Regions from separate parts of the Homo sapiens genome. Here region 1 is linked to region 2. A link is a contact called in ENCODE Hi-C or POLR2A ChIA-PET data. All regions are on one chromosome and are shown on one strand. Each heading gives the region's core, a stretch centred on a gene start or an enhancer-like site at or near the end of the contact. The rest is flanking DNA. Distances are from core to core; before and after follow the strand shown.

What was found. Hi-C counts contacts between places; a loop is a spot of excess contacts on that map. ChIA-PET counts read pairs that join two places held with the same protein, here RNA polymerase II (POLR2A). Pooled maps may share reads with other maps.
Region 1: a map of endothelial cell of umbilical vein shows a loop between it and region 2 (5-fold over the local background). The contact joins two enhancer-like sites. A Hi-C loop is called at or near these places in 5 of 168 maps with a recorded cell type or tissue (Calu3, PC-9, endothelial cell of umbilical vein and 2 more) and 3 of 50 pooled maps. POLR2A ChIA-PET finds 5 or more read pairs at or near these places in 1 of 52 experiments (GM12878).

The regions. Positions count from the first base shown.
Region 1 is chr4:186,843,084-186,845,783 of GRCh38, forward strand. The region is part of intron 1 of LOC102723906 (a long non-coding RNA gene); the gene reads left to right. Among named protein-coding and RNA genes, the nearest start is that of FAT1, 120 kb to the left of the region's middle. Within about 2 kb of position 1,273, at least 19 of the 41 ENCODE cell types and tissues checked have a DNase peak (open chromatin) inside an H3K27ac peak, as active enhancers do.
Region 2 is chr4:186,900,700-186,903,399 of GRCh38, forward strand. The region is part of intron 1 of LOC102723906 (a long non-coding RNA gene); the gene reads left to right. It also overlaps the pseudogene MRPS36P2. Among named protein-coding and RNA genes, the nearest start is that of FAT1, 180 kb to the left of the region's middle. Within about 2 kb of position 1,397, at least 3 of the 41 ENCODE cell types and tissues checked have a DNase peak (open chromatin) inside an H3K27ac peak, as active enhancers do.

The DNA of each region.
Region 1 (2,700 bases), core at 23-2,522, 58 kb before region 2:
AGTTGGATTCCTAGGTATTTTATTCTCTTTGAAGCAATTGTGAATGGGAGTTCACTCATGATTTGGCTGTCTGTTTGTCTGTTATTGGTGTATAAGAATGCTTGTGATTTTTGCATGAAATGTGTGTTTTTTACAGAGCCTTAGGGTCTGTGGAGTAAATGTACCACATGAAACTACTAAATAAATCAAAATGGTAACACAGCTTTATGGAGTATTTTTATGGTGATCAGTTCATTTTGTCCAAGTTATATATGAGTTTGGAGGTGGATCTGTAAACTCCCCCCTCCAACTTTTTTCAGAAAAAGAATTTTTTTCCTTATAGAAGTAGTACATGTTCATGGTAAAATCAAACAAAGAAACGAGAATAAATCGAATGAGACAGAGGAAGAGAGATGAAAAGTAAAATTCCTCTTCCAGCCTCATTCCCCAGAGCAGCAGTTCTCAACTGGGGAGGATTTTGCCTCCTAGGGGATGTTTGGCAATGTCTGGAGATATCTGGTCATCTGTGGGGAACCGCCGCTACTGCATCTAGTGAATGGCCCAGGGTTGCTGCAGAATAGCCCACCACGCACAGGACAATCTCCCACAGCAAAGCATTATCCGGACCAGAGTGATCATAGTGCCTCTACTGCAGACCCCTGGCCCAAAGTGACTACGATGGTTTCTGGAAGACCAGAAACTTTAAAATATGTATGTGTAGTTTTTCCACTTTTTTTTTTTTTTGCACACAAATGGACTTTTTATCCTCTGTAATTGGAAATGGGCTTTTTTTTTTCACTTAATGTTTCAATGTCTTGGTTATTTTTTGGTTATTTTTTACATATTGATGCATACAATTTACTTAATTATTATTATTATTTTAGAGACAGGGTCTTGCTTTGTGACCCAGGATGGAGTGCTCCTAGCTCACTGCGGCCTCAAACTCCTGGCCTCAAGTAGTCCTTCCCCTCGTCTCAGCTTCCCAAAGTGTTGAGATTACAGGCGTGAGCCACTGTGCCTGGCCACAGCCTAATCGTTTTTAACTGTTAATTAGTTTTCAGTTGGCTCATATATCATAACATACGTAGCCTTCAAAGATAGCTAATTTTGTTGTCTCTAACTTCTCATTGTGATAACCAAGCCTGCTGGGAAGGGGTTACTGAAAGAGAAACTGCACAAAGGGCTGGATTCTTCCTTGGCACTTTTGTTTTTGTTGCTTTACTTTTGCTCAAAATCTGACTGAGAGGCTAAATTCACAATGGGAGGTCGATTCTGTTTCTTTCTTACAAATCCCAGTTCCCTCTTGATTGTATCACTCAGGAGCCTGGGAATAGGAGGGAGGAGCGCCGGTTTTCTGTGCTGTGCCACTGTGGACTGTATCCTGCAGACATTTCTAATGCCGAGCTCACTAGCCAGGAAGTCATGTCAGCTGTGGAAATGTTCAGCTTAGGAGCTCACCATATCTGAATCGAATCCAAAACTTTTTAAGGACCTGGATTAAGTAAACTATGCTAGGGATTCAGGCTGTCCCTTAGCTTAATAAAGAATGGACCACTTCAAAGCCAACCCTTCATTGTCTAAGTTTTTTTCCTTTTTTCCCCTCTGTGTGAGTTCAGTCTGTTGACATCTTTTGCTGTTTTTCTATGTCGACTTTCATTTTGGGTTGGAAAAGTGAGGCTCATGCATTTTATACGGCAGTTATCAGAAGTACATCTGATTCAAAACCACACAGTGTTGCTATTGATTGTATAGCGATGTTGGCATGGATCATTTAAGGTAAATGTTATTTTCATGACCCCAAAGAGGAGGCTGTCACAGAGAAATATTATGTAATAATTTCCACCTTGCAAGAATGCAATGACCCCAAGAATAACACATTTTAATTCTTAAACTATGTGGAATTATCTATTTCAGCTCACTTCAAGCAGCATGGAATTTAGTTTTATTTCAAATTAGTGTCTGCTACTTGTGTGAAAACCTGTCAAAGTTTATAGCCTGGGAAACTGCTTTAAAGTAAAAATGAATGCTTTAAGTCTCAACATTCCTTTGTTAAAATGTAAAAATGCAATGGGGAAACTGCTTTCTATTGCTCATTCTTTTAAATATTTGGAGCTCTCTCATTATGCCTTGACCTGTTACAGCAGGCAGCACCCTCCACATAAACAACTTCCTCCTTTTTCCACAGAGATAAAAATGAGTCATGCTGGTCACCACTCTTGTAAGGCCTCCCATGTAGACAGGGTTATTTTTAATGCCCCTCGTGGAACCTGTGGAGTCTCGTGGATGGTGGTGATGAGCGGGCCAAGAGTGGCTGCCTCCCTGATGTCCCTGCCATGTGTCCCACACAGGCTGTGGCATGGGAGACAAAAGGCCACGCTGAAGTCCACAGGGCTCTAAGGCAGCCCCTGCCTCCTCCGCCTGTGATTTGCTAGTGACTGTGAGTCATTCACTCATTTCTTCCATCTGATAAAGCTAGTGGACATGAAGGGGAAATGGCAAAGTTTTCTTATCATCTTAGGAGCCAGAAGCCAAGTCTACTTTCAACTGCTTCTCTGTTAAGTCCTCCGTCAGGGAGCACTTATGAGGGCTCAGCGTTTGGAAGAGAAAGTGCCCGATTGTGTAGACACCACAGCAAAGGGGGAAGAAGGGAGTTAACACAAGGAAAACCTGTTAGAGAAGAGAAGGAATGTGTTAGATGTTTTTCTCACCTGTCACGCTCTA
Region 2 (2,700 bases), core at 147-2,646:
AGGGACGTGAGTCATCAGATTTTCTGAGATATCAGGGTCTGGCAGACAATGCAGAATAATAAAAACATTACCCTAGAAATACAGAAGGAAACTCCTGTCTCAAGAAGAAATTGAACGTACTCAATGTGGAGGCCCAGAATCATCACTGGGACGGCTGTTTATCATCAGAGCCAATAATTTTTTTACAGTAAAGGACTTCCAAAATGACAAATGTGAAATTGTATGTCAAACAACTTTAATAAATGTTCTGTTAAAAAAATGTAGAAAAGATAAAAAGCATATCAGAAACTTTTCCAAAACATTTATCCCTGGCTTCTTGGTTTCCTCCCTCCTGAACTCTGAAATTCTTGTAAGTTTGGTGGCAGGCATGAGTGTTACACATACAGATACACATGCAAACAAAACAACTTTCCGGTGATCATAATATCCTCTACCTTTGCCTTTCTCTTTGAGTTCAGAACTATTGATTCAGTGTAGCTTTTGTTTTCAAGGAAACTATAGCTCAAAAAGTTCAAGTTTCACTGACTTGTCCTGGGTGATGGGGCTAGTTAATGGCAAAGCCAGTCCTGGAACCTCCGCCTCTCCTGCTGTTGGCAAAGCACTTCTGCTACACGCACTGCTTTCCTGGATGACTTTTAGAAACTGCCTCTTCAGCTTTGAAGAATCCAGAGAAATCTTTTTTCTCTTTTTTTTTTTTTTTTTGAGACAGAGTCTTGATCTGTTGCCAGGCTGGAGTGCAGTGGTGTGATCTCGGCTCACTGCAACCTCCACCTCCTGGGTTCAAGTGATTCTCCTGCCTCAGCCTCCCCAGTAGCTGGGACTACAGGCGCACGACCACGCCCAGGTAATTTTTGTATTTTTAGTAGAGATGGGGTTTCATCATGTTGGCCAGGAAGGTCTCAATCTCTTGACCTTGTGATCCGTCTGCCTCAGCCTCCCAAAGTGCTGGGTTTACAGACATGAGCCACCATGCCCGACCCCAGAGAAACCTTTAGCCTGACTCTTCAGATCTAGCAGCTCTAAGGACCATGACATCGTTCTGCTGGGGATGTTGTCCTGGCTTCTCCTCTCTCACTTTACTTCCAAAAGGCTTCCAGGACCAAGCAGCTATTGCAAGTTCCAGAGAATTATTTCTCCAAACCAGGACCTTATCCTATAGGTGTGAGAGCAAGGACTAGACAAGGAACCAGAGTAATGATGATTCTTCATTACACCTTCACATCTAAGCAGGCCTTAAAGGAAGGGACAAAGTTATCCTCAAAGGAATACACAGCTTGCCCAAATGCAGTTGGAGAACCAGGTGAGTGGTCCTCCCTGCCAACAAAGCAAAGTCTAGGCCTGCAAATCACTGCCACCAGGCGATAGAGAATGTAAACAATAATTCCGAGGCCTGACATAGCCAAGCGAGGTTGCTGCATTGCTCTGAAAGGCACAGATACTCTAGGGGGAAGGGGTTGCTTTGCATTTTGAGCACAATTTGGCCATGCAAGAATCTCCTTACCAAAATAAGCATCTTGAGCTTGCATTTTCTTTCTGGCAGGAAAAAGGCCTAGAACTTCCCAAGTGAACAAGCTACACCCACTTTTCAAATATTGTCACAAGTCATTGTAAAAATACTCTCTCATAAACGCTCTGGCTATAAGAGGAAAATAGAACCACACCAAACACCTCACCCCAATATTTCAGAGTCCCACATTGGGAGCAGTAAATAAGATTAGGGATTATAGCCTGCTCTGCGTTCATCTCTGTACAGAAATGTACTGCAGAAACCACACCCTTGTAAAAGGGAAAAGCAGGAGGAAGTGGACCCGTAAAAGCTAAGTAGTCAGAGGACATCCAGCTGGGGATAAAAGGCATTTTAGGACTGGCTCAGTGAAGTGCTGCAAACACAAGTTCACTGTAGAATAAATAGCCTGGGCTGTCTGGGCTGGAAGGTGGCAGCTGCATTTTATGTCCAGACTCGGGAGGCAGAGTTGAAACCTCACGTTCAACACTGGTCCCTGCCCCCAACACATAGGCACCAAGGCACATACATGCAGGATAAAATGTCTTCTCTTTGGATTAAAAAGTTAATAAAGCAATAGGTGATTGCCTAGAAGGGTGCATTCTAGAGTTTGCTCTAGCAAGCTAGGAAAACAACAGATGGTGGAAAGTTTGCTTCTCCTGCTTACAAACCACATGAAATGAGGCAGTGGAGTTGTCATTTAGCTTTTAGGAATTTAGCTTTTAGCTTTAGCATTTAGCTTTTAGTTTTGAGCAACTTGGATTCAATTCAAATGGTGCTTCAAGTTGTGTGATGTGTGTTATATCGGAGAGTATATTACTAGATTTTGTCCCATTTTTTAGCATTAGGATAGGCAACTCACCGGTTCCCGGGAACTGGCATGTGTGAGATGAGGAAGTAGAGGAGACCCTGAGGCCGTTGGTGGGCCTTACCTGCTGCCTTCTCTCCCTGCCAGGGTCAGGCCAGTCCTATTGCCTCTTCTCCTGGGGACTCCCACCCCTCTTCTCCTCCATCGCCATTCCAGAATACCACTGCCCACACTTGCTGCCTGAAAAGAAGAATGATCTGAAGTCCAGCTCTTTTCTCTCTAGTTCAACTTTACATCCATGTCATCCAACTTTCTACAGGAGCAAAGCTTTCCTGTGTGCAAAAGCTCTCCATCACTTTTCTTTATTTGTATAATACAATCCAAATTG